Regions from separate parts of the Mus musculus genome. Here regions 2, 3, 4, 5, 6 and 7 are each linked to region 1. The links are chromatin loops, found by intact Hi-C in ENCODE. Cell type or tissue: heart. All regions are shown on one strand.

Region 1 (4,000 bases):
GAGGTGCGCTGAGCTCCTGCACAGACCGCACTGTGAATGGGAAGGGCGGTGGCCGCTATTTTCTTTTCCTCCCCTGAGGAGAAAGTCCTTCGTGGATCCGTGACAGTCTGACTAAGCGTGTTCCTTTGAGTAAGAAAGCTCCTCATGTCATCTCAGCACATTCTCTTCCTCTTTTCCGTGGTGGATCAGCACTCCCTTCTGTAGGACATGCGGCAGAGTTACTGTGAGTCAGAAGGAAGGATGGATGACACAGAGGCGGTGGTACTTCTGATCTGGAGTCAGAAGGGCAAGCTTGGTTCGAGAGGTAGCCACCCTGCTACCCAGGAGAACCTGTGATTGCTCCTCCAGTCTCCCCAGCACTCAGCCTTTCCTTCACCTGGGGGCCTCCGGAGCCGGGGTTCCAGGTTGGAGACTCCCTCAGAGACCTCAGGCCAGCCCATCTCCTTGGGCTCCCTGTCTGTTGTGTGAACAAACAGGTTCCACAGCCCACCCAGCAGCCAGGTCTACTCCCACAGGGCAGGGGTTTTATTCCTTTTTCTTTTTCTTTTTCCAGTTCAGATAGCCGAGTTAGATTCTCAAATAAGCCTGAGAAACTCCATAGGAGTTCAAACGAGTAATGAAAACCGTTGGATACAATGAGGCTGCTTGTGTCCCAAAGTCCCCTCCTTCTCCTTCTCCTCCTCCTCCTCCTCCTCCTCCTCCTCCTCTTCCTCAGAGGCCTAGAATTGTCCCTTCTTCCCCTTCCTTTGATTCCCCAGAGGGCAATGCTCACTAACTCGAAGAGCCTGTGTTTGTCTGGGACTGGGCAGTTACACACTTTGGGCTGTTCAGGCCTGGAAGGGGACTCCACTCCACAAAGCAGAATTGAGCTGCTTTCCTCGGGTCTTCGGCTAGAATTATCTGAAGGGATGTTCAAGTCTCTTAGACTATGCTGATGTCAGCAGAAATGAATGGCGCTCCCCTTGGAGGGTGCGGGTGCTGCATTGGGTTCTAGAAACCTGTAAGGAAGCAAAGTTTTCACTGGCGACTCCACAGACAGATGAAGAGGAGAGAGACCCGAAGGAATCACCCCTTGAGTGCAAGCAAGCTGGGACAGACACTCGCAGACGGGGTAAATACAAGGTGTAAAAGGGGGGAAGACAGGGAAGGCCCAGCTAGCGAGGAGATGCGGTGATCACACCTCCATCAGGAGCTTCGCTGTTTTCTTTTCCTTTCTAACAGTTTATAAGCATTTTCACACACAGGATTTCATTTGTGGCTCACAAACATCCAGTGAAGGATGGAAGAGGACAGGCACTTCCCCCTCGCCCCCCTGCCTGGGAGACAGAGGACTCCAGGATGTCTCTGCAGATCCAGCAGCTACTGATGGCAGGAACACGGCTTCAGCCCGTGGGTGTGCCCACTGAGGGTTAAGCCCCGATGAACACGGTCTCTTAATTTTTCACAGCTCTTCAAAACAGACATGATTTTTTTTCCTTCTAAAAACAATTTTGATAAGATATAGCTACCATCAAACTTGCCTCTTGAATCACTTTCAGATGTCTGTGGCATTAAAGCGGCTCTCACTGTTGATGACCACAGCCATAACATTTACACAGTTCCCTTTGTCTAACAACCTGGACCGCCACACCCATGCCATAACTCCCACGCTGCTTCTCCTCACTCCTCACAGCCCCCATCCTGCTCTCTGTCTCAGAGAGGTTGACAGACCTTATGTAGATGGGGTTAGGTTAGTAATGTCTCTCATGCGTGCGTGCCTGTGTGTCTGGTTTCATTCAGTGTGATGTTCTCAAATTCCATCCTCGTTTCGCTCTGTTTTTTGTTCTTTGTATGGTGTATTTGCTTTTGCGCCGGTGTGATAAACTATCCCACATAAACAACACCAGGAAGAGAATTTCAGACGGTAGCCCTCAGCTCCGCTAGATTTGGAAAATGGCAGAACGCAGTGGTGACACGTGACAGAAGCTACTCAGCACATGGCAAACAGGAGGACATGGTGGTGGTGGGGTGGATAGGGATAGAGGGAGAGACAGATATTAATCTAGGATGAGACATAGCCCCCAAACTCAGCTCCTTAATGACTCATTTCTCCCAGCCAGGCACCTCCCAGAACCTTCGAAAACAGTGCCACCAGCTGGCGACTGACTTTCAGCACACTGTCCTTGTTAAGGAACACTTATCCAAACTATAACAAATGGAGGTAAAGGACACTTTGTCCCTCCATGCCTCTGTAGATTGCCACCGGGGAGCTTCGTCTTTGGGCTCTTGTAAGTAATGGTGTCATTATCCCAAGTGTAAATATGTCCTTGGTTAAGGGATATCTTTAAGCTTTTGAAAGCTGGAATTGATCCATGTTCATCAAATAAGTGGGAGAATCAGTTCCTGTAACTTCAAAGACGACCTCCTAACCACTGTGCCATCCTGCTCCTAAAAAGTCGGGGATTGGGGGCTGGAGAGATGGCTATGCGGTTAGGAGCACTGACCGCTTTTCCAAAGATCCTGAGTTCAAATCCAGCAACCACATGGTGGCTTTCAACCATCTGCAATGGGATCTGATGCCCTCTTCTGGTGTGTCTGAAGACAGCTACAGTGTACTTATGTATAATAATAAATTTTTTAAAAAGTCGGGGATCAACCTAATCATAAAAATATTTAGGTTAGGAACTCAGGTCTGCCCCTCACTGACTGTCCCATCTGACAAGTCACTTAACCTCCCTGAGCTGCTAGCTGTGGTTAGGTAGGAGTATGTGGAGCAACAAACTTAATCATAGTGATTGGCACCCAGCAGATGTGGGTGTCATGCCAGCTTCAGTTGTCAGTATACAAGTGGCAGGAAGTGCATAGGAATGGTAACTCAAGAAGCCAGGCTCTCTGAACCTTGGCTAGAACCGACCAGGTAGACAACAGGCCCCCTGGCAAGTGGTGTTCTAGCTGACTTGTGACTTGTATCCGGCACGTCTGTTGTTGTGCCACTGTCTGGGACAGAACAGATGTCACACTCTGTCATGGTCAGGGCTGAGGCTGTCCCAGGCACATAAATGTAAATGACAGCAATGTTTGAATAAAAAGGTACTGTCTGGGGATCAGGAGAAGGGAATCTGTCCAGGGCAGCCACTAAACAGGCTTTTCCCTCCTCTTCTGGCTCTCCATTTTCCTCAATCATAAATTTGATGTCTTATAGATGACTGCCAAGGTCTTTGTGTTCTGGAAGCTTCTAGGCTGTGACCTCCATGTGGGTTAGGAAAAGGGTGGGTTGCTGTAGCCAGCTTGGGATCAAGCCTGGGACTGTTGATTATGCTTTGGGTAACCTTGACCCAGAGGCACTTATCGTGCCAGCCTCAGAGTTTCTCATTCCTGAAAATGGAAGGTGATAACAGAGCCTGTGTCGTGGGACATGTGAGGATTTGTCAGGGTGATGTGTCTGGCAGAATGAAGTGCTCCGTAGAGGATGGTGTTTCTCAGGACAAGGACTCTATCCAGGTCAGGCTGCACCCAGGGTTGTGCACAACCTTGAGAGTGTTCTACGACCAAGCTCCGACCAGTGCCACGTCTGTTTCTTGACTTCTGGATGAAATACGAAGACCAGTAGGGGCCATAGAAGGAGCAAATGTTCCCCTTTCTTTTATTTTCTGCCATCAACGATGAATCTCAGATTTCCACTCTGAGGATGGGACCAATTACAACTATACCGAAAGGTTACATTAAACAAGATAATAATTAGCATATGCTTGTCACATAGTAGGTCAACAAAAGGATATATGTGCAAGTATGGTTCCAATTTTTAAAATTCTGAAACATACCTTTTATACGCATTTGGCCAGAGTGTAAGTTAATGTAATTTTTATAATGTACAATTTAACAGTTGTTATTAAAAAGTACAAGTCCATTGGCCTTTAACCCAGCAACTCCATGCAACTACAGTTTGTACTTGGGGAATTCTCTCTATCTACGGTTATTCATTATTTATAGTACCTGTTATGAACAGCCACCTGTGTCAGGC
Region 2 (4,000 bases), 77 kb after region 1:
TGGCAGAATCACATTCTGGAGCCGGGAAAAATTAAGATCAGAGTCTCAGATGGTTCTCTGCTTGCTTTCACATTGGTTTCCATTCTACAACTGCCCCAAGTTTTGTGTGTGTGTGTGTGTGTTTTAAAGGCTGTGGGTTGCTGTACCAAGTGCTTCCCTAACTAATACCTATTAGAATACAGTCTTTCCCAAGCTTGCTTTGCACAGTGGCATCTTAACTTGCTCATAAAATCCCACTGCCCGCAGAGGGCCCTGCTTGCGGGATCCGAGGGAAGAGAGTGAGAGTGGTGGTAAGTGACGTTAAGGTGGTAATTAGGCAAGGTAATTAGACCCTGTTGAAAGAGCTGAGCTGCAAAGTGCATGGTGATAAAGGGGCTGCCTAGACAACTAAATGGGTGTAATTAGATACAAAAGCGCCCATTCTCTCTTCCTTTCTGCTTCTCAAGACTTTCCGATTCTCAAGTCCAAACCTGCAGGTCCTCCCCTCACCCCCCCCCTGCGCCCCAGAGACCTGGGGAGTGTTCTGTCCCTCAGCTAGCAACCTCCCCCTAGTCTGAGCCTTAGAGTTCCTTATCCTTTTCTCTACCTTATTGCCACACTCCCAAAACAGAGCTGCAAACTCTAAGGATTCTCAGAGCATACGGATTTCAAAATCAGCCAGCCTGGAAGTCAAAAAGCTTATACACTCCTGCGGGGCCGGGAGCTCTTAGTTCCCGACTCTCCTTGGAAATTGATCGGATGCTCCATCGGCTCTGGAAATGGGGCTCCACCCACTGTGGGTTTTGACTCCTGCCCCAGATGATCTTTTCAACACACAAATTGGAACGCATCATTCTTTTGCTCAAACACCCCCCCCCCCGGGGGGCTTCCCAGTGTACACACAGTGGCCCCAGGCTCTTTCCCTGACGTCAGTGTCCTCAGTGATCTGACCTCTTCGGCTGCCTCATTCTCCCTCTCCACGCCATGATGCCGTGAACCTGCTTTGGTCTGACTCCCCTGTTAAGTTTCCAGCCTATCTGCGTCTCCGCACTCCGGACATTTGCACTGGCCAGTCCTGAGGGTCTCAGCTGAAATGTCACCTCCCCACGGAGTCTTCTTGCTTCACCTTTGCCAGCTGTTCTGTCTCCTTGGTGCTTTTGTTTACTTCAGACCACTAAACCACAACCGGAACTACTTATTGTTTGTCTCTTGTTCTCCGCCTCCCAGCAGGCTGCAGACTCGCTTGAGAGTAAATGGTCTTTTTCACTGTTAAAGGGATACATCTGGAGTCCTTCAAACAATGGCAGCTGAAACAGCAGCAACAGCAACAACAACAACACATTACTATTTCTTCTGTACCTATATTGGGCAGCCACGTTAATTTTTCAACGCCTGTCAGTTTGCCTCCGATTTCAGCAATTACCCCCGATCCAGGCCTTCGCATTACTTTCTTGGGTTTATACTTGCTACTTTTTTTTTTTTTTCTATCACAAACACCGGGACCAAAAGTAACTCGGGGGAGAAAGGCTTTATATCACCTTGAGGGGCTATCACCAAGGGAAGGCAGGTGTTAAAGCAAAAACCTGGAGGCGGGAACTGAAGCACGGAGGGGTGCTTACTGGTTTGCTCCCTGTGGTTTACTCAGCTTGCTTTCTTTTTTGTTTTGTGTTTTTGGTTTGTTTGTTTGTTTCCAGACAGGGTTTCTCTGTATAGCCCTGGCTGTCCTGGAACTCACTTTGTAGACCAGGCTGGCCTCGAACTCAGAAAGAAATCCACCTGCCTCTGCCTTCCGAGTGCTGGGATTAAAGGTGTGTGTGCTCCACCACATCAGGCTTCAGCCTGCTTTCTTATGCCACCCGCGACCACAGGATGGCACCACTCACAGTGGAATGGGCCCTCTAAGGCAATCATCAGTAAAATGTTCCGTAGACCTGCCTACAGGGCAATCTGATGTTGGTCATTCCACACCGGGAGTGAGGTTTCTTCTTTCTGGATGACTCCTGCTTCTGTCTAGCCACCCCACAACACACATGGACATGAGTCATTCACTCACTAGTATCTATGAGGAGTCCATAAGCCCAGCTCAGAAGGGCGCTTTCACCAAATCTAACACCAAGTTTCTAACTGAATGGGAAAGCAGGCGAACAACTCAGTAAGGTGGTCCCCCGACACTGTAGTAGAGAACTACTGTATGCCCCAAGGGATGGAGAGGGTAGAGATGGTGATGGCAGAGGTGGAGAGGGTGGGGTGGAGGAGGTGTAGGGGTGAAAAAGTAGAGGATGGAGAGGCTATGGGTGTAGGGGGTAAGAATGGAGAGTGTAGGGTTTGAAAAAGTAAGGATGGATAGTTTAGAAATGGAGAGGATAGGGTAGAGAGGATGCAGATGGAGAGGATGCAGATGGAGAGGATGCAGATGGAGAGGACAGGTGAAGAGGGTAAGGGTGGTTAGGGTGGGGGTGATGAGTGTAGGAATTGAGAAAGTGGGGGTGTCCAGGGTAGGGTTAAAGAAGGTAAGCATGGCATGTAGGGAAAGAGAAGGTGGAAGTGAAGAAAGGTTGGGATGCTAAGGTGGAGAGGGTAGGGGTGGAGAGTGTATTTTTGGAAAGGTCAGGCATCTCCATGCCGCTAAAGGTTCTGGCCAAACTTCCCATAAATGGCTCTCGAGCAACTGTCTCCAGGAGTTCCCAAGTAGATAAGCAGTGTCCGAGGGGAGTCTCAGATGGATGAGGTCGTTCAGATCCACGAGCTAAAGAGCTATGCCGGCGAGTTTGCACTGAGGTACAGCTTGTGAGCCAGGGAGGCGAGGCAGGCATTTCAGAGATGCGTCTGTGGGAACTGAGTCCCTGCTTCATCCGTCTCTAAGGAGCTAAGTGACCTTGTTTCCTCTTCTCTGGCTGGCTGGTAGGTACTTAACGAAAACCAAACTCTCCATACTTTGAAATTTTCCACGAGCATCCAGGCCCTCCACCCACCGCCCCACCCACTCCATATGAGCACCAGTGCACTGGATAGTCACATTTTTCCTAGCAAAGCAAGTGTTCTGAAAAAAAATTGCAATTAGTGGGAAATCTTGGCTCTGATATGGTCATAACTTTGAAAGGAACTGAGACTATAAATAGGAAATCATAGGTTAGCACCATGTCTTATATTATTAATCATCACGCCCAGGTCAGACTACACACCCCAAGGTGATGTTACCGTCAGGCCAGAGACCCTTTGTTCCATTTTTTTCTAATAGTGTCTACCACTTTCTAATTGTAAGACATCCGTCTGCAGCAGTGCTTTTCAAGATTCCTAATGCTGCGGCCCTCCAATTCAGTTCCTCAGGTTGTGATGTCCCCAACCATAAAATTACTGTCTGCTACTTAATTAATTTTGCTACTGTAATGAACCACAATCGCATACTATATGAATCATAGTATCTGTGTTTTCTGATGGTCTTCAGTGACCCCCGCTGAAGGATCTTTTGACCCCCCCAGGGGTCCGGGTCCACAGGTTGAGAACTTCTGATCTACAGCATGGCAGGCACTCTGCCTCTGGCCTGATACACAGACACCCTCCGAGGTTACTGTATCCACGCCAACAGACAGAACGATGCATTGTGAGAGAGATGAGGCTTAGATGAGTGCAAGAGTTTTACCTGAGGGGCTGGAAATATTCTGAATCAGTAACGTGCTTGCCACCCACGCGTGAGGACCTGGCTCTGGATGCTTAGCACTTACCGAATCCAGGCCCAGCGATGCACCGCGTGTGCACTGCCACATGGAAGTGGAGTCAGGGGATCCTTGGAACTTACTGGCTGGCCAATCAAGGGGCTCCAGAGTTAGTGAGAGACCCTATCTCAAAAATTACAGTGAAGAGCCAGTTGAGAAAGACACCTGACACTGACCTCTGACCCCCCACATGCACACAGCCACGTGTGCACACACTCATAAGCATACACATCATCTCAAATACACATGCACAGAGAGACACATGGACACACACATAAGCATACACACAGACACACAAACACATGGAC
Region 3 (4,000 bases), 150 kb before region 1:
TAATAATTAGAACTCGCTCTATCCAGGCACTGGAAGTCCATTTGTCTACTAGACACAGCGAGGCGCATCTACAGGCGACGGCGAGGAACGGTATCGGTACCGTAGTGTGGAGCAGAAGCCAAGGGGCTTCAACGTTTCCCAGGAGTGGCCATCTGAGGAGGCGTATGCAGAATCACATACACACTGAGGGTGACAAAAATGATTACCAAGGACATTAAACCTAATCTCTAAGAGGGGCAAGGCTAAATGCAGTTTTTAGATTTTTTTTTTTTTTGTAAAGAGTACAATTTTTTTTTTTTACTAAATTAAATTGTTGGAATAAGGAGTACTTCCAAGTTTCTCATACCATCACCATGGAAACAGCTCATATCAGCCATATATTCTTTAAGGCATACAGGTTCCCACATCCAATAAAAGAAAGCAACCACACTTTGGATTCTAAACTGTACTGCAAAAACAACCTGAAACCAAATGTCTTAAAGATACATCACACAGGAGTCTGTTCACAGTGACACACAGGCCGACAGCAGCAGACATCCCCACCTCCCCAGCCCCCAAGCCTGGCTCTGACCCATTACCTCCACTGAGAGCCTCTTCCTGCTTCTCTTCCAACAGTTGCCGTTTCCCCTCCCCTGGAAGCATGAGAATTTCCAGGCCCTCCAATCCCCTCCCCGCCCCCCCAAGAGGGACTCTGGGAGCAGCCTCTTCAAAACCACAGGTTCTTCCCACAGGAAATTATAGACAATCGGGGTCACCCTTCCTGCTGCCCCTTCAGGACCCACCCAGTAATTTAACAGGAAAGTCTAAAAACATGCTCTGAATTCTAGATCCTTGAGAATGTAATCCCACGCTGGGCAGGAGGCTCACAGTGGTCATCCCAGCACCCAGGAGGCAGAAGCAGGAAGACCGGAAGTTCAAGGCCATCCTCAGATGCCTTCAAAGGCACTCAGTCTTGGCTACTTAAGACTGTCTCAAAAAAGAGAAGGCTCAGCAGGTAATTTCGGCTGCTGCCAAAGATGGGACCCACTCGTTAGAAACAAGAGAACCAACTCCTGCAAGCTGGCTTCTGGCCTCCACACACACCACGGCACTTGCACAAAGTAGATAACGCATGTATGACTGACAGTTCCAGACACGGCTGAGGGGGGAAGGAGAGACACCACACGGATGGACAGTCAGTCACATTTTCACAACAGCAAACATCGGTTTGCATGTTAAGCTCCTTTAGAATCCAGGTTCCCCAAGGTTCTACAACAGGTACATCTAAGCTAAGTCATTTTAAAGGCATTTCAAAATTACATGGGTTAGTTAGTACCTTCACCACACAGACAAACCAGGTTAAGGAAGTCTGATGCTTGACGTCACGGTCGTATTTCCATGGGAATGTTTTTGGGATGCGGTTGGCGTCTCAGAAAGGAGGAGAAATGGTACTTCCCCTGGGAAAATGTCCCTGATTCCCTGGCACCAGGTTAATTGCTCACTTTCCGATATTCCCCTGGTGCTGTGAGCTTCGGCTATTACCTTACCACACATACTATTTCTGCACAGGCACTCTTTATTTACACATCTCAGTCTCCCTACTCAACGGTGTGCCTTTTGGGGACAAGGGGGAGGCATATTGGCTCTTGTGGTCCCGTGACAGTCCTGCAACAAAAGGAGCTGGAGTCTCAATCTATAAATATTTAATTAAGTGCCCACCGCCGGTTGTGATGAACCACTGGAGGTATGGGAAGGAGCCTCAGCTTTGCACTAAACACCCAAAGTTAGAGCAGGTTCACAGCTATGCAGGTAACGAGGGAGCCCAGCATGACCAGACAAGGAGCAGGCAGACAGAGTGGTTGTATGGGACTGAGAGGAAGGTGGGCCTACACTATCCACTTTCTTCTGGCACCTCTCACATGTCACGAATATTCCTGGGATTCTCTGAAACCATGAAATCTTTTCAAAAGATTTCACCTTCTGGTCACTGCTTTCATAAGCATATTTTAAATATCAGTTAGGCTCTGGACACTCTGTCTAGTGGGGTATCATCAGGACTCTGTCTCTTGTTCACAGGGTCTGCAGCCTAAGACTGGGGACAGAGAGACAGTTACGGCCCTCGAGATACTGGGCCTATCATAAAAGGATTCCTTGTTTGTGGAGAACCCAGGACAGTAGCCACATCATCATCTCCAGGACTTCCCGTTCCAGGAGGTACCATGGGAGAGCCTAAGGCAACCTGCTGGAGGAGTCACAGCAAGACAAAGGTGCAGCTCGAGGCTCTATACTAAGCGTATCCCTCGAGTTACACCCACAGCAAGCCGCCTCATGAAGGAACAGTGGCTCCCTTCCTTTCTTGTCTAGTCTTCACACACACTTCACTATCTGGGGAACTAGTTACAACTTCTAATGTGTGCAACCCCACGGAGTTAAAAATATATGAAAACTGTGAGTCAGCCAGGCTCTGATAACTCGAGCCGTATCTTCTCGGGAAGCCGCCCGGGGGAGAGAGAGAGCCCACGTGCTGGATCCAGTCAGTGCTGGAAGGCAGCCTCCCATCTGCTCACCACGTGTGTTGGTGGCCATGTCAGCCACTTTCTGAAAGGCGTCCAAGAAGGCAGCTGCTGCTACTACTGTTGTCCTGAAATGCAAACAGATAACAAAAGCGTGAGGAATGTCTCCCTGGCAAATTCATCTCAGCTCTTGGGCTAAAGCCTCCGATCCGCAGCAAGCAGAACCCTCCAGGGACGAGAGCTAGCAGGAGATAGCGTTCTCTCCCTAGCACTCAACCCCAAAGGAGGCCTGGCTGTGGAAGCTACCAAGTGAAACTTTAAGCAAAGAAATAAAAGGGAGGGGTTTCTACCCCAAAGAAGAAAGTATCATTAAAGTATAGACAGCACAGGTGACATCTGCTTGAGAGTAGGAAAGTAATTTATGTGCACGTGAACTGGCAGGGAACCAAATCTTGGAGAGCAGAAAGATCAACATTTCACTGCCAAAAAAAAAAAAAAAAAGGAAAACTGAGGCCACAAGTCAAAAGACATTTTAGAGATCACTGGTTCATACCAGAGTGACTGATGACCTGCCACTGTGACTCAAGGCCCAGCTCAACCCACTGCAGACACAGGGTGCTAGCTAGGTACAGCCTTGCTCCCTAAATCTTCAACCATACAAGACTAAAACCCTGGGTTCTGCTTTGTTCAGGCACAGGATGCTCTTTCAGAGGCATCTTCTCAAGTCCTAAAAGCAACACTGGGGAGAACTAAGGCTAGCTCCTGCCTTGGCAATCTCCTTAATCCTTACCCATGCCCGTAAGCACAACCAGATGGACGCACTAGGCACTCGATGACCTACAACATCACGAACTGAGGAATGACCAGGATCCCAACCATGACAAACCAACAAAAGTCCCCTACCAGGCAAGGACTTCAAACCAAATTCGAAGACTGATATAGTCTTCAAGTGTTTATTACATGTCTCCAGTCTCTACTGAACCTTCCTCCTATGAAGGTAAAGTCACTACAAGAAGAAGCCTCGAGACTAGAGTTCGGAATATAGAAAAAGAAATGGTCTGTCTTAAACACAGCAACAGTGTCTGTGGAACAAGAGGTTTCTAGGAGGTCCTTTAAGCCAAATTTCAAAATCAGGTCTGAGAGTTTCTAACAGATCAAGAATATATTCTGCTTAATTTTAAACAAAAGTTCCTCCCTCTCCCCTCTCTCTTCCTCCCTCCCCCTTCCTGCCTGCCTCCCTCCCTCCCTCCCTCCCTCTCTCTCTCACTCACTCACTCACTCACACACACACACACACACACACACATGCACACATGCACACATTTCATGCATATTTTTAAAGTGTTGACATCAACTGCAAACATTGAAAAAGTTACCTCTATCAAACATCCTGAGACTTATAAATAGCTCATTCTGACTTATGATGAATACCTGACAAGCTGGCTTGATTTATTTACTCTCATTCAATTCAATGCCAATCAACCCTATTTTATGGGCCAGCCGTGGAC
Region 4 (4,000 bases), 72 kb before region 1:
CCAGCGAGGCTAGACACACAGAAGAGCATTAGGCACAGATCCATGGTGGCCTCTTGTTCCCCACACTGCCTTATTATTGCTCCTGGCCCTTTGTCCAAGTCATGGGTGGGTCAAGCTCAAAGCCTCAGACCTTCTCTGCATGCCTTTGATTCCTGAGTCCAGACCCATTAAATTCTTGCTGCCTGGGACCTTATTTATGCAAACTCTATTCTCTGCTAGGCAGATTAAGTCAAGACACGGCTTTGCATTTCTCTAATGCTTTTGAACTGTCTCTACCCAGATTTTCCTTTGGCGGCTCCCAGCAAGAGTACAGCGGAATTGATGCTTTGTTTCCTATTGCCGGAGTGATAGAAAAACCTGCTGGTGTATCTCTTTTCCTGACTTTATAGTTTTAATGCAAAAAGGAATCACTTAAAATGTCTTTTATCTATTACATTTGTACTCTGAGGGCACAAAATCATAGCCATGAAGTCCTCAAAAATGACTTTTCTATTTTGCAGGTTACATGTGCAGAGGCTCAGATGGGACACTCGTAATTGAAAGGTGACACAGTCTTGGCATCCCAACTGCAGGATATTACTGTTTATAGAACTTAAGATGATGCATATTGATGTTCAAAGCAAGCCCAGCATCTCTCTCCTTATTTATTATATTAAAATATTTCTCTTTGAATTAAACAATCGCATTTTCAACAAGTGCTATGATGAAAGAACACTCTTAAGGAATTTAAAGACTATGATCGAGTTAGATACACATCAGGTCTTTCCTCGGTAACTTTAATTCTGTCTATCATCATTGTCTTCTCTTACAACCACAAAAATCATAAATAGTTGTGATGAAGGGCTGTCCACGCCTTGTACAAGCTCGTTTGTTCTTCCCCCAGAGACTCTGAGGTAAGTTCTATAAATAGCTTCCTTCAAAGACACAGGATTCAAAGTTTTGACAGGCAGCAAATGGCCATTCCAGAATCCCGCAGTTGGAGAATGGAAAATTCAAGTCTCAAAGCCCCAACCCTCACTTCCTGGTTTCTTTGTACCTCCTTGATTAGTTTATTACAGAAAACATGTGCCTTTCTTTATAGATTTATTCATGTGTATAAGTGTTTTGCCTGCCACATATGTATGTGCGACACACGTGTGCTTGGTACCTATCGAGGTCAGAAGAGAGTATTGATCTCCAAGAGCAGAGTTACGGGGTTTGTGAGCCACAATGTGTGTGATGGGGACTGAACTTGGGTCCTTGGCAAGTGCAACAAGTTCCCCTAACCACTGAGCTATCTGTCCAGCTCCACATACATTCACCTACTGAATTTAGGTCAAGAGTGAATTCACAATGATTTGCCTTTGATCTCATCCAAACTCAATGCATATTTATTATGTATTGACCTCATTTGGACCCAATGCATATTTATTAACTATTGACCTCATCCCAACCCAATGCATATTTATTAAATATTGACTGTGTGTGAAGTACTAAGACGTAGTAGTGTATAAGATGTAAGTAATGCAGAAACAAGACTCCTGTTTGGATTTTCCTTCTTTGTGTATTTGTGAGTGTGTGTGTGTGTGTGTGTGTGTGTGTGTGTGTGTGTGTGTAGGGGTGCAGGTGTACACAGGAGTGCATGTGAGTGGCAGTCAGAGACCCAGCTTGTTTTTTTAAGATAAAGTCAGTATACACTGGTTTAGAACTCACCAATTAGGCCTAGGGCTCACTGGTCCCAGCCTCTCCAGTGCTGTGAGTTCTAGCATGTGCCTCTATGTCTGGCATTTTTACGTTCTGGAACTTTAGCTCAAGGTCTCATGCTTCTAAGGCGAATGCTTTACTAACTAAGCTATCGCCCCAGTTTCTAGTTAGGACTTCGTACTCTAGAAATAGTATTGAATATAGTAACAGTTATAGAAATAGAGCATTGGCTACACACTATAATATAAGACATAATAAGATGAGAAAGAAACACTTTTTGACATTCTACTGTGTCAGGAACTGTGGACACATTATGTGGTTTATTTAGTTTACTGTCGTGTGTGTGTGTGTGTGTGTGTGTGTGTGTGTGTGTGTGTGTGTTAGAAGATGTTGTAGAACAGCAGTTATCAACCTGTAGGTCATGACCCCTTTGGAGGTTGCATATCAGATATACTGCATATAAGATATTTACATTATGATTTTTAACAGTAGCAAAATTACAGCTATAAATAGCAACAAAATAACTTTGTGCTTGGGGGTCACTAGAACATGAAAAACTCTATTAAAAGGTCACAGCATTGGGAAGGTTGAGAATCGTTGGTGTAGAGGGTCTGCTGCCTTAATTTCATGTCCACAGTGCATGTGTGAGAAAGGGGAAGGCTGCTGTGTTACTGAGGATTTCCAGGGAAACAGAACCAATAGGGTACATGTAATTAGAGACTTATGAGAGTGCCTCACATGTAGGAGAAGCCCCATGATCTGTCACCTTCAGCTAGAAGCACTTGAAAGCTATGACGTAGCTTCAGTCTAAGCCTTCAGGCTGAGACACAGAGAACACATCGTTAAGTTCCAGTCTAGCACATGGGATGCAGAGGCAGGAGGATCTCTGTGAGTTTGAGGTCAGCCTGGTCAACACATAGAATTCTAGGACAGTCAGGACTTCGTCGAGTGACAAAAAACAAACAGAAATAAGTTCCAGACTGAGCTCACTGACCAGAAAACCAGGGCCACTGGAGTTGGCAGGCAGCAAAAGATAGATTACTCAGTGCATATAGAGATGAAATCTACTCTCTGCCACCTCTTTGTTCTAAACCCTCAGTAGAATGAATGGTGCCTACCCACTGTGGTGGAGGGAGATCTTTACCAGTGTATGGATGCAAATGGGCATCTTAGCCAGGTGTGTTGTACAGCCCCATAATTCCACCCTTCAGGAAATGGAGGCAAGGAGTTCAGGAGTTGAAGACCAACCTCAGCTACTCATTGAGTTCAAAGCTAGTACTGGCTACACTCCCTGTTTCAACAAAGAAGCAGAGCTTGTCTAGAAACACCCTCACAGACACATCTACAAATAGTCTTTCAGCATCCATCTGGGCATCCCTCAGACCAGTCAAGCTGATAACTAAAATTACCCATCACGCCCATAGACCATGGTTTGATCCTTAGCCCTTAATGTCTGCTTTGGGAACAAATACATGTTTAAGTATTTTTTCATATTGCTTTGAGTTCTGTGATTGTGTGTATAACTGTGTGTGGGTATGTGCATTTGTTAATAGAGCCTCAAAGGAGCCAGAGGCATTAGAGTTCTCTGGAGCTGGGGTTCTGTGCAGCTGTGATCTACCCAACAGAGCTTAGAAGCAACTGAACTCAGTCTCCAAACAGTGACATACTTAAAGTTTAGGGGTTGAGAAAAAGCATGGCTGGATGGAGAGCTGGCATCTGGTGTAGTCGAAAGTGGGAAGAGGAATGTGGAGATGACGTAGAGATGGGTATTTCAGGGGCCAAGATGTGGCTGAGCTGTGTGCTTGCCTTGCAGGCCCAAGCTTCAGTCACCAGCACAAGAAAAAAAAAAAAAAACATGTTTGGGGCTAGAGCATGTTTAGATGGCTTAGCACTTCAGAGCACTTGCTCCTCTTCCAGAGGACAAGAGGCCAGTTGCTCAGAACCTACATCCAGCATATATATACACACACACTCACACACTCATACATACACACACATACACACACACACTCACACTCACACACACACACACACTCACACATACACACACTCACACACACACATATACACACACAGACACACACACTCACACACACACACACTCTTTTTATATATATATATATATATATATATAGTCATATATATATTCCTAAATAAAAATAGTAGCTTAAGGCGGGGGTCACAGGGGCGGGGCCTTTAGTGGGGTCACGGGGGCGGGGCCTTTAGTGGTGGGATTGCGACAGGGTGGGCTTCCGTGACTGATGGGAGACAGTGCTGATGTGGGGTTGTGGGGCCAGCATGTGCCGGGGCAAGCTCT
Region 5 (4,000 bases), 87 kb after region 1:
ATGGTTTTAGAGCTTTATTGTAGAAAGGCAGGGGGAAAGAGAGAAGGTAGAAAGAGGGAGAGACCGGCCATGGCCAAGAGGAGAGAAGGGGGAAAAGGAGAGAGAGAGAAGAAAGGCTAGAGAGTACAAAAGAGAGAGGAAGAGAGTGAGGAGGGGCTAAATAGCCCCTCTTATAGTGGGCTGTTATCTTGCTGTTGCTAGGTAACTGGGAGGAGTCTAGACTGAAGGTCAGAAGCTTGGGACGTTGTGTACATGACTGAAAGCCATGAGCCTCTCCTGTGGGGGCTGTGGGGACAGTAACTTTGACAGGAGCCAGGGTCCAGGAGACATGAGGGAACACCTACTGTCCCATGTAGGTGGGAATTACCATCCATCATGTTCTACCGGGGTTCCACCTCCCAACTCGACTGGAGACCAAGCTGTCTGTGCATAGCCCATTGCCCCACACACTCAAGGGAGGCTCCTTTCTCTGTGATAATTCCAACTTGTGTCAAGTTGGTATTACAAGACCAGCCAGTAAAGTGATTGGAGGCAAACAGCCAGCTCATCTTGCCAATCCAACAGAGAGAATGAGTGACCCAGGAAAACACGCTGGGCTCTAGATACTGACTTGTGATCTTCACACAGGTTCATATTCACAGCAAGTATATCCTCACACATATGCATAGCACACATGTACTCAGACAGACAGACAGACACACACACACAACTAATCTAAGATGCAATGTCAGATAGTAGGTGGCTGGAGTGTAATTTTTAGGCAAGATAGTAATGAAAGGAAAATGGAGCCAACGGTTCCTCCCTCTCAGAGTTATGTTTAAAAATGTAAAGTTCTTCACCTTCAGCCAAAGCCTTGTCCACCCCAGACCCACTTCCTGCACTATCTCCCCTAGGAAGAACCCTTTGACTGAGCTCCAAGCCCTCAACATGCCGGAGGACTTCAGGCAATATGTTTTCCAAGGATGCCATTAGTATCTTGTAGCCAAATCTGACTTTTGAACAGCAGAAACTAAATATCACCCAAATCTGTCCCTTTGTGGTCACCTCTCTGTGATAAGTTAGGCATGGTATATCTCAGGTGAAGTGAGGCCAAATGCGAACTTTATAAACACATGGAAACTTGAATGGGCCTCAGAGCCTTGCTGTTGATAAGCCTGGACTATGTCTCATAAAGACTGTTGGAATAGGGTGGGTATCCTTTTCTTAAGACTCGTCCAGATTGCACAGTGAGGAACCCTGGCCAGACTCTAGGCACCATTGGTGCTGGTCATTTCTGAAACATGCAAAAGCAACTATATTGCACTTCTGAGGGGTATTCCTATTTCTGTTCCTTTCTTAGTTTTCTAGTGCTACTGTGACAAAACGCCACAGGAGGGGGCCAGGTTAGTGGTGCATGCCTTTATTTTTTTTTCTTTCCAATTTTTTTATTAGGTATTTACTTCATTTATGTTTCAAATGCTATCCCGAAAAAATAGTCTTGCTCCTCCCACATCCTCCACCATAACCTGGGTGTGAAGTGAGGTTAACCTGGGTGTGACATGAGGTTGGGGCTGACCAAGGCAAATGGACTCCTAGGAGGTGAGGTCAATTTTGTGAGTGGTTGATTATAAGGGGAAAGGACACTCTCAGTGCCCACCTCTCCCAGGTCTGTGTATAAAGACCTGACTTTGTGTAGAGACCTGTATGGTACCAAGAGTTAGAATTTTCCTGCACATCATCAGGACTGTCCAGTCTTGGTCTTTTGACATCTGGCAGGAGATTGGCATGTAGTGGATGGGTGCTAGGTTGAGAACATTTGAGACTAATAAATTTATTAGAAAATTTAACCTTCTCCTCTGCCCTCTAAACCTCTCTCTCCCCTCCCTCCCTCCTTCTCTCCTTTCGCCCCTCTCATTCTTGCACACGTTTTTTCTCTCCCAATACATATAATACACACTTCACATAATTACATAATTGTAGTTATATAATGTGACTCACATTAGAGAGTATCTGTGGCCATAATCCTCTATTACTTCCAGGTTTGTCTGAGTTACATAGCATTTACACAATATTGCTTTTGTTTTTTTCTAGTGTTTGTAGACCATGAGATTAAGCAGTCAGCTTGCTCTGCAACACTGCTTTCATTTTGTTGCCATCTTACAAACAGCTGCCTCTGGAGCCACCTGCTGACACAGTGTAGAATCCTTTGCAGCTAAGATCACTAAGCAAAGCGGCTCTCCAAGCAAACAGGAGAGAAGCTCAAGATTAGACTCTGCTCCATGGACTTCCCACAGCCAAGCAGTTAAATCATCCTGAAAATCTCACTGGTCATGTGAATACTCGGATCCAGTAAATGGGGTAGCCATGTGAGGTCCTCTAAAACTCAGGGACCTTTGATTGAAACTACTGTTGACGTGGTTTTGAGCAAGGAATAAATACTGATCATGGCTTGCCACCATCTATATCTGCCATATCTTATACCCAACATGTAAATGCTGGTATTTATTCCACATGCAACAAATAAGGAATATAGATTCGGAATCTGTCTCAATTCTCCCATAACAGAATACTAGCAATACATCAAATTTGCCATAGTCCACTTTGCCCACTTAGTGATTTGTTTCAAGAACTTTCCACCTGGGGACAGAACTTTTTCACATGAATGTCTGAAGAGTTTTCTGTAGAAGCTGAATTGCTATAGCAAAGGGGGAAAAAAGTTGGGATTTTGGTAAGAAAATGTGTTTTGTTCCTTCCCGCACTGTGGGCCCCCCCCCCCCGCCCCGCCCAAGGTCTGGCCAAAACTGCATGTGGTTGTGCTTTTCAAATCTCTGTTTATCTGAGGATAGAAATTGTCCCAGAGTTTCAGCATTATTTGCAGAACAATAGAGAATAGAGAATAATTCTCTGTTCGTGCTTTTTTATTAAATTGTTCTCCTAGTTGTATTCCAGACACTAGTTTAAACCCCTTGTCTGTGTTTTGTTTCTAAGCCAGCTAGTGGTTTGCTCTTTAACCTTATTCATACTCTGGCTATTTTTCCTATGCTAGAAAACAATTTTTTTATTTGTAGTGCTTTAGTCCCTTTAGAAAGCTCTGACTCAATATATATTTCCTTCCTTCCTTCCTTCCTCTTTCTTTCTTTCTTTCTTTCTTTCTTTCTTTCTTTCTTTCTTTCTTCCTTTCTTCCTCTCTAAGACAGTATCTTGGTGACCTTGATGACTTCAAACTCATAATCCTCCTGCCTCTACCTCCTGAATATTTGGATGGCAGACCTGCCTTATCTGGCATCAATGGGAGAGGAGGCTCTTGGTCGTATGGAGGCTCGATGCCCCAGTGTAGGATTGAAGGTGTCATGCAAAGGATTTGAGGTTTGGCATTATGAAGCAAGCCTATGAGAGGCTATTGGTGAAGCCCAGTTGCAGCAGAAGACCCTAGCATAGTGGAGATGCCAGTATAATGGGATGATCACTAAGAACAGCAGCAGTAGTGGAGTGGATCAACCTGAGCTTAGAGTGCTACAGAGGGCAGAGCTGGAGAAGTGAAGCAAGCCCTTTGGAGGAGCTCAGAAGATCATGTGTGGATCCCAAACACTGAAACAAGAAGCTGTAACATTGAAGTTACATTGAAGATGCCAGAGTCGTGGGCTATCTGCTGAGGAAAGCTGCTAACGGAGTGGAACCAGCCTGGGAGAAAGAAGTTGGTTGCAGTCAACAAAAATGGAAAAAAAGAGTTGGAGATCTGAAGACCGCTTTGACATCAGACGTGGAGATGCAGAGTTTGGAGTTGCCCAGCTGGTTTCCTATCTTTTGCTTTGGGGATTAAGTGATTGGATGAATCTCAGACAGGACCTTGAACTTTGGGCTTTTAACAGTTGAGACTGCTATAGACTATAGGGGCTTTGTAAGTTAGAATCAATGTATTTTTATTATGCTATGTTTAGGTATGAGCCCCAAAGACTCATGTTTGAACAAGCCAGGGAGTGGAATGTGATGGTTTGTATATGCTCTGCCCAGGGACTTTCAC
Region 6 (4,000 bases), 250 kb before region 1:
TAGAGTGACGCCAGATCATCACACTGGGCCTCTCCGCAAGCTCTGTGCCCTTGGGCATACGACAATATACTACAAGGACCCGGGACGGGCCTCATAGATCCATAGGTATTGTACATTGCACAAAACTGTCCCTAGGCAAGCAGTGGCTGAATGGTAGCTCTAATTCCTAGCTTCTTATTGGGTCTAGCACAGCTTCTGTGGCACCTCCCATCTTAAGGAGAGAGTTGAGGTTCTCTGTCTAGACAGTGACTTGGGAGATTCTGAGCAGGGAAGCCTGGTTATGAGTCTATATTTTTCCACCACAGGATGAGGCATCTGGAGAGGACCAGATGTGGGGAACGGGTGCCAGTGCTGATGCCACTAAGCCCAGGTGCCTGACAGTCCCCTGCCCCGTGGCTGGCCTTCTGACACTCTGCTGTAGTAGGGACTCTGCCTTTATGGTCACTGGTATGCCGCCTCAACTCTGTGGCCTAGTGTGGTGGTTTTAATGAGAAGGGGTCCTGTGGGTTAATATATTGGAATACTTGGTCTACAGTTGGCAAAACAGCTTGTGAAGGATTAGGAAATATGCCCTTGCTACAGGGAATGTCACTGGGGACAGGCTCTGAGGTTTCAAAAGCCCACACCACTCCCCATTAGCCCTCTCTACTTCATGACACCAGGCTCCTTACTCCAAGTCCCTCACTGTTAGCTACAAACTCTAGCTTAACTCCATTTTGATTAAGTAAACCGGGTCCTTCAGCACTATGAGTGCCTGGATCAACCGTCAAGGACGCCAGATTCATGTTTCTATCCCTCTCCTATCTCAGAGGGGAGGTGGAGCCCTCTGGCTGGTACGATTTGGGAAATGTCTTACAAGTTCCTCTTTACTTGATTGCAAGCAGCTGTGCTGTCTGAAAAGGAATAATTCCCTTTTAAATTCTGCTGCATCCTTTGGCTTATAACTATCCTAAGGCTGGGGATGTAAGACAATGGTTGGTCACATGCCTGTGAGAGACTCTGGATTCCATACCCAGCACCAACAAAACATACAGAGAGCCTACTGGTGTGTATGCGCGTGTGCACCCCCCACCTCTGTGAGTGTGTGTGTGTGTGTGTGTGTGTGTGTGTGCGTGTGTGTTCCACACCTAGCTCCAACAAAACATACAAAGAGCTTATTAGAGGGGGGTTGGGGGAGGGGAGAGAGAGAGAGAGAGAGAGAGAGAGAGAGAGAGAGAGAGAGAGAGAGAGAACAGACCCTGGGTTCCACATCCAGTAACAAACAAACAAACAGAAAGCCTACTGCTGTGTGTGAAGCAGCCAGAGGTTAGTGTTAGTGTCCTTTTCTCCTGTCCCCCTGCTTCTTTGAGACAAGGTCTCTCACTAAACCCAGAAACCACTGATTGGCCTCATTAACTACCCAGCAAGGGGATCACCCGTCCGCAGCCTCCCAGTGTTCACTGAGGTGAGAGGCATGTGTCACTCCACCCTGGTAAGTGTTGAAAATCCAAACTTGGCTTGAGTGTCAGGCACTTCCCCTAGCCTACTCTTGGAAACTAGCCAGGTAAGTACAAGCTTTCAGACCTCAGAGACCGACCCCCCCCCCCAATTTACTATCTTTTGCTCCCCCAGACATCACTGGGGCATAAATTGTGCTTGGGCCACTAACAGCGGCATGAGAAGAGAGAAAGGCTTTGCAGTTTCAGCAAGGGTTATCAGGGTACGAGACTGTGTTAGTTCTCAATCCATCAGAAACAGAGAGAGCTAGACTGCACACTAGGTGACCTTTAAGGAGACAATAGTTCTGCCCTCCTTCTGACCACATTCGGATTGGTAGGAGCACAGCAGGCATGGCTTAGTGAGCACATTAGAGGGATGGAGGCCCTGGGTGCCAAGCCAAGGCACCCTGGCTGAGACAAACATACTGAAAGTAAATGCAGCTCGCTCAGGCCAAGCTCGCTCAGGCCAGAGTTTTTCTGTGGGAAATCGCATCTCTAAAGGGGGAAAATGAGGGGAAAGGCTCACATGGCTAAATAATGCTGAAGAGCTCTGAAATATGAGGTTCTGCACTTGCTAACCTTGGCTGAGCAACCAGGTTCTCTGGCTCAGCCTCCCCACACTCCTCTGCCTTCCAGCAGGTGGCGCTAGAGATGGGCCCCAATAGATGGTGGCACCAATCATGTCCTAGCATTGGGTACACTGTGCTAATTAATTAACAAGTGTGGAGCCAAAGCTGACAAACTGGCCCTAAGAAACAGGCACCCCAAGGGTTGTATACACCACCAACACACACAAGAGACCTGGTCTAGCTCGGTGAGTGTCATCCAAACTATGGTACATGGAGAGATTACACATCTTTCCTCCTCAAGGGGTCAAAGTGCCAACAGAGTTACCCACGGGGGCTCTAACAAGCCATTCTCACTGGAACTGAGGGTTTGGGTTATCACTGTTCACCAATAGAGTCTCTGTCCCTGGGGAAAAACCTGAGATGACATGAAGAGGAGGTGTCCCCATTGTGGAGCATAATGTCACACCAACTTAGGTACTACAAGGATGCAGGGGAGAGACGCAGTCTCTTTGAGGCTACCTACTTAGAAGTGATAGCTTACCCAACCAACACAGTATTTTTAACTACTGCTGATGCTGAGACAGGCTTCCAGCCCAACTTAGAGGATCTCTCCCTTTGGGGGGGGGTCTCTTTTAAATGACCCATCAGCAGTGGTCAGGGCTCCCTGGGTGCCTGCTGCTCTCTGGGTGAAGGGCGTCCTTACCTGGTTGGCAGCTTCAGGTGGCATGGGAGAGGGTGACTTGGACTGGAAGGCGTCCTGGGATATGAATCCTGAGTCGTGGGAGGACACGCTGGACAGCCTCACGGGGGCCTGCTGGGCCAGGTTAGAGCTGCGGTACCGGTAATGCGAGCTGGGCGAGTGCGAGTGGGAGCCACTGGACCGGGAGTCACTGCTGTTGACGCTGTTCAGGCTGCTGTTGGGAAAAGCACAAGGAAACGTCAGCTCCTTGCCCCGGAGAAGCATACAAACTCAGGACATGTTATCCAAGACCCAATCGGGCTGGTGAGCGAGAGGTTCTTTTAGGCAAACAGCAAGAGAGCTAGGTTTCGGGTCTCTGAGGCTACTACGTGGCAGTCTTAGCATGCAAGAGCCTATACTTTTTACCAAAAAAAAAAAAAAAAAAAAAAGCAATGAGGCCCAACTCTACTGTGCCACCTACCAACAAAACTGGGGAACAAACACTTGAGATATAAAGAAAGAAGTGGGGGCGAACTCTTCTGCCTGCAGCAAGAAACCGCTAAGTCCAAAGCAGGGACATGGTCTCACATCCTTGGGTAGACTACCTGGATCCAGATGACCAGAGGCCACACAGCTAAACAGCACTGGCAGGTACCCTATGCTTAAGATGGATCCCATCCTAAGTGGATTCCATCCACCAAAGTACATCGGCCAATCAACTCGGAGGGGGAGGGGATGGGGGGCGGCGGGGGTAGTGGTGGTGGTGGTGGACGGGACTGAGTGCAAGCGCTATGTATGGTGAGTTGACCACTGGCTCTACTCCTTCGTGGGCATTTCCCTGTTAAACCATGTGTGGCTGGGTGTAGCAGCATGGGCAGCTTTCGGTGAGGAGAGCCAGTCAGTGCTAAGCTGCTTACTTCTACGGTGAACCAATAAGCAGGAAGTAGGGTAATGGCTCTGACCCTGGAGGTGCTCTACCTGCAAGCAAGCAGAGCTAAAACGTGCAGGGCAGTTACAAAACCCCTTGGGGGGATGTAGCCTGGCAAGCCTGGGGAAGCCTCAGGGTTTGCAAACGTGTGTGGCTGTGGCTGGTCGATGCTAAGACGCCTTGCAGGGATCTGTCACACACAGGGATCTGTCACACACAGGGATCTGTCACACACAGGTGAGCACAGCAGGGGGAGCAAACAGCCGTGGGGGGATAAATGCTACGATTTTTAGCCAGAAGATGGCATTTGGGGACCGAAAGGCACTCCAGCCAGCTCCTGTCAGTG
Region 7 (4,000 bases), 230 kb before region 1:
AGTACTGGAGCCATCCCTAGCACACAGCAGCTGACTGAACAGCAGGGGAAAGAATGGGTTGTAAGGGCTTAAACACTACTGGGAGACTGGTGCTGTAAAGGGGAGCATGCCACATCACCGCGTCCCTAACCTAACCCTCTGGGACAGGGCAGGGGATGCTCGTCACCTGGAGAACTGCCTCAGCTTGGCCTCGATGCTCCGGTGCCGCATGCACATTCTGGTGAGAGCTGAGCCGATCTCCCGGGTACCACCTGGCAAAGCAAAGGAGGCCCAGATCAGCAGGAGTCCCAAACCAAGCACACTCACGTGACGCCACCAACCTAAGATGCTGCCTTCAGAACTTCCCATTGCACATGTGTGCATATGCAAACACACGAGTCCAAGACCAAGCACACTCACGTGACGTCGCCAACCTGAGATGCTGCCTTCAGAACTTCCCATTGCACATGTGTGCATATGCAAACACACGATGTCACGTGGTGTGTGTACTACAGTCCTATGTAATGTTTCCTATTCTGAGAGTCCCCGTTCATTTTGTACTTTTGGTTGTGAGTCAGAAATCAAGGCCAGTGACCTGAATTCAACACATGGTGGAGGAAAAGGACTCCTGGAGATTTTGTCTAACGCACACATGCACGCACACACTCACAATTATTGTTCATGAAAGATGACCAAAAATCCCTGACCCCATCCCACCCCATCTGCCCAAACGACCCTCAAAGCTGTTTTGGAAGAGCTAAGGACCACTGTGGTTCATTATTTCAGGGTCCGTGCAATTCTAGGGTAATATAAAGTCATGGTATATTTTCTCATTGGACACTGGTGACCTAGATCTTAGAGTTCCACACGTGTGGGAGGGAGCTAAGGCATGTTTTGATTTTCCCAAGATTCTCTGCATGCCTTCCCTTCGGGCGCACCGCACCCTTCCCCAGATTAGTTTTTAAGGCCTTCTGTCCCTCCCCACTTCTGGAAAAATTCTTGAATCAGAATCTATTGGGATGTGTGGAGAATGGATTGTAACCTCAGATCAGAATTGCATAAGGACCCTGGAAGGCACAGTCAATGATGTTAGGAAAACACACATGCAAAGCTTGTGAAACTGGGTAAGTGTCAAATAAAACACTATTCTCTGGGCAGCAAGAGAAAGCCACAGGAACTTAAGACACAATTAACCAAATCACCAGGGAGGGGAAACCACTCTTATGAAAATCCATGACATTATATGTGTACACCCATGACATGACACATGCTACATGTTGTTCTATCTTCTCTACAGAAATGTTTGTCTGTTGGTTCAGCCCCCCTCGGTTTCCATTTTATTCTGCAAGCTCTGAGCTCATGACAAGCAAATGACGGTAAAGTAGTGACTACTAAGTAGTAATAGTTCGGCTGAGCACGGCGGCACAAGTCATTCACTCAAAGAGCCCGGGAGGCAGAGGCAAGGGGTTCAAAGCCACCACAGCCACTGTGAGTTCAAAGCCAGCTGGGGCTAACCAAATCTGAATGAATGAATGAATGAATGAATGGGTAGCATTTCCACTTTGGAGGCAGAGGGCAGCAGATCCTGTGAGCTGCAGGCCAGCCTGGTCTACACAGCAAGCTCTGGACTTGCCAGGAAGACATAGTGAGACACTGTTCACACACACACACACACACACACACACACACGAGGCTACATTTTCAGGGAGCTCACCCAGTCCATTCAGTCAACAACATGTAGGTCTGGGCCCACACAGAGTCAGTAGCAGGACCCCCATCCAATACTCAGACTTGAGTACTGAAAATTACCTCCAGATTTTCCCAGAAGAATAAAAGTTACACTTCCCTGCTAACCGTTGCTGTAAAAGCTGCAGCAAAAAACCCAAATGTGAACCCAAGGCTGGTCTGACATCTAACTAGTGCCTTGGGTTGCTGAGGATGGAGGCCGGTCAGGAAAGTGCTTGCCTAGCATGTTATGACACATTTGGGCGCCATGAAACGACCATAGTAGCACACACCTATACTCCTCACACTCAAGAGATAGATGCTAGAGAGTCAAAAATTCAGTCTTCTTCAACTATATAGCAAGTTCAAGTCCAGTGTCAGATACATTCAACCCGTCACCCATCCCCACTCCACCCTACCGCACCCCCGGGGAAAAAAAAAAAACAGACAAAAATACAAACAAACAAACAAAACCACCTGGCATTCTACAAAGTGTTTGTGCCTTCCCAGGGATTACCACGAGAGGGCGCTATTCTCACATACTCCAGCTGTCTTCCTATCTGCCTGTTTTTAGCGTGTTTTTTTTTTTTTTTTTTTTATTCCTTGTGAACAAAGGTGAGGAATGAGGACCGCTTTATCCCCCAGGAAAAGATCTCTTTTCCCTGCTCCTTCATTTGATTAAAAGTTAATAACGTGACTACACAGGATATTGGCCCGCTTATTCCCCGCTGCAAGGAAGGCAGACTAAGGCTTTCCTGGGGGGAAATCAGCAGCTATCAAGAAAGGCCCTAAAAATAGCATCCTCTCCTGGACCCAGCAACTCATATACTAAGAACTTAATCTGAGGAAATAATGAAGAAAAACGGCGAATCCTTACCTGGGAGGACAATGATGGAAATGTTTACCACCTCACAAATCCCATTATAATCATCTAGTTAAATGAACCGTGGGGCACAGACACCCAACCGAATAGGATACAGCTATTTAAAAATAGAATTATGTGTCACTTGGGTGCTGCTTAGAGCGTCTAAGTACTTTTCACATATTAAATCAGTCAGTCCTCACAATATTCTCAGTTGTGTTGACAACACTGCGGTGCCCATTTCGGAGACGGGAGAAGTAAGTACTTTAAACAACCTGCCCAAGGTTACAGGATTAGTTAATGCCACTGAAGCAGGAGGAATCGTCCGGGTATGTGCATTCAGCTGTAGTCAGCTATGTGATACTTCAGATAGTCGACAACTAAAAAGACGGCAGGGCCCAGAGGACGCCCGAAGTCCTCATCTAACAGCTACTGTAGGGGGTGGTGTTTGTTCAGCCGGCTCTGAGAGTTTGGTTCTTGAGTCTAGAAGTCTACGAGGTGCTAAATGGGAGTGCAGAGAGCCAGGTGGTGTGACTCTCTTCCTCAGGGCCAACCGCCACTGCCACTTCCGTGTCCTTGAGGAGAGATGAGGGGTTGGAAAGGACCGTGCTGACAGCCAGGCCCTGCGCTCCATTTTTCCATCTTTTCTGTCCTACTATTTCAGTGCCTAACAGAAGCAATCAAGCTATGGGCCGATTCCATGCAGTTTCTGAACGTAACGCCTGTGCCCACCACTGTGCCTCAGCACAGGGAGCCACAGAGAGGCCAGGAAATGAAAAGACATTAAGAAAACTTCCTACCAGCAGTATCTGTGTAACTGGCACAGGGGCAGGAGGCAGAGGACATTCCCTATGGACCCCATAACCCAGTGTTGCTGATACTGGCATGTGTGGGTCACCCTAAAAACAGACCTTTCTGTTAAGTGCTTAGCAACAGCTGATGCTTTCCTGACCTCAGCAGGTTTGAATTGGAGGAAACTGGCTGGAGCTACAGAGTCAGAGGAGACATCTGGAAGAGGGCCAACCTGACAATGGGAGGATTTATGGCATTACACATGGCTGGTTTAGACACCTGGCCACCCTGCAAGGGTGGACAAGACCTTACTTCTTGAATGAGGGAATATTTGTTATTTGGAGGCTGGACCAACAATTCATTTGGGTTGTTTGTTTGTTTGTTTGCTTTATTCCTTAGGGATACGTGTGTGAACACAAGAGACTTGCATCTTTCTCAATTTGTTTTCTGTATTATTTTTTTTTAATTTTTTGACATAAGGTCTTTCACTGAACCAGGAGGCTGACCAATGAGCTCCTTATCCTTAGAGGGGATTAAAAGCAGTGCCACCACACCCACAACAGACCAAGGCACACACTCACACATACGAACTTAAACTCAAATTCTCTCTCTCTCTCTCTCTCTCTCTCTCTCTCTCTCTCT

What was found. A loop is a pair of places that touch in the nucleus more often than their neighbours do. Peaks named below come from ENCODE experiments on the same cell type or tissue, not always from the same donor. Only the 100,000 strongest peaks of a DNase experiment are listed, where the experiment ranks them.
Region 2: a loop joins it to region 1, with 2.7 times the contacts of the local background. A loop is called at or near these places in 10 of 42 quality-filtered maps.
Region 3: it touches region 1 in a loop (4-fold over the local background); 5 of 42 quality-filtered maps call a loop at or near these places.
Region 4: a loop joins it to region 1, with 2.1 times the contacts of the local background. A loop is called at or near these places in 5 of 42 quality-filtered maps.
Region 5: a loop joins it to region 1, with 4 times the contacts of the local background. A loop is called at or near these places in 10 of 42 quality-filtered maps.
Region 6: a loop joins it to region 1, with 4 times the contacts of the local background. A loop is called at or near these places in 5 of 42 quality-filtered maps.
Region 7: a loop joins it to region 1, with 5 times the contacts of the local background. A loop is called at or near these places in 22 of 42 quality-filtered maps.

Annotation. Positions count from the first base shown.
Region 1 is chr15:59,202,356-59,206,355 of GRCm38, forward strand. No RefSeq gene overlaps it. Among named protein-coding and RNA genes, the nearest start is that of Gm36617, 42 kb to the right of the region's middle. In heart, a CTCF peak has its summit at 2,148 (motif pointing left); DNase peaks (open chromatin) are centred at 156, 2,136, 2,936 and 3,316; H3K27ac peaks cover 3,469 bases.
Region 2 is chr15:59,279,145-59,283,144 of GRCm38, forward strand. The region is part of intron 2 of Gm36617 (a long non-coding RNA gene); the gene reads left to right. Among named protein-coding and RNA genes, the nearest start is that of Sqle, 34 kb to the right of the region's middle. In heart, a CTCF peak has its summit at 1,843 (motif pointing right); no DNase peak of the experiment used is centred here; H3K4me3 peaks cover 1,145 bases; H3K27ac peaks cover 800 bases.
Region 3 is chr15:59,052,472-59,056,471 of GRCm38, forward strand. It overlaps Mtss1 (MTSS I-BAR domain containing 1), which reads right to left. Exons shown (of 15, transcript NM_144800.2): 3 at 2,547-2,620. Among named protein-coding and RNA genes, the nearest start is that of Mtss1, 28 kb to the right of the region's middle. In heart, a CTCF peak has its summit at 2,471; DNase peaks (open chromatin) are centred at 680 and 2,580; H3K27ac peaks cover 3,619 bases.
Region 4 is chr15:59,130,218-59,134,217 of GRCm38, forward strand. No RefSeq gene overlaps it. Among named protein-coding and RNA genes, the nearest start is that of Mtss1, 50 kb to the left of the region's middle. In heart, no CTCF peak of the experiment used is centred here; no DNase peak of the experiment used is centred here; H3K27ac peaks cover 1,425 bases.
Region 5 is chr15:59,289,511-59,293,510 of GRCm38, forward strand. It overlaps Gm36617 (a long non-coding RNA gene), which reads left to right. Exons shown (of 4, transcript XR_875370.3): 4 at 2,071-2,441. Among named protein-coding and RNA genes, the nearest start is that of Sqle, 24 kb to the right of the region's middle. In heart, a CTCF peak has its summit at 2,164 (motif pointing left); a DNase peak (open chromatin) is centred at 2,171; H3K27ac peaks cover 537 bases.
Region 6 is chr15:58,948,720-58,952,719 of GRCm38, forward strand. It overlaps Mtss1 (MTSS I-BAR domain containing 1), which reads right to left. Exons shown (of 15, transcript NM_144800.2): 11 at 2,751-2,961. Among named protein-coding and RNA genes, the nearest start is that of Ndufb9, 17 kb to the left of the region's middle. In heart, a CTCF peak has its summit at 2,117 (motif pointing right); a DNase peak (open chromatin) is centred at 2,140.
Region 7 is chr15:58,972,310-58,976,309 of GRCm38, forward strand. It overlaps Mtss1 (MTSS I-BAR domain containing 1), which reads right to left. Exons shown (of 15, transcript NM_144800.2): 4 at 167-251. Among named protein-coding and RNA genes, the nearest start is that of Gm41330, 20 kb to the right of the region's middle. In heart, CTCF peaks have their summits at 2,217 (motif pointing right) and 3,016; DNase peaks (open chromatin) are centred at 3,162 and 3,572; H3K27ac peaks cover 907 bases.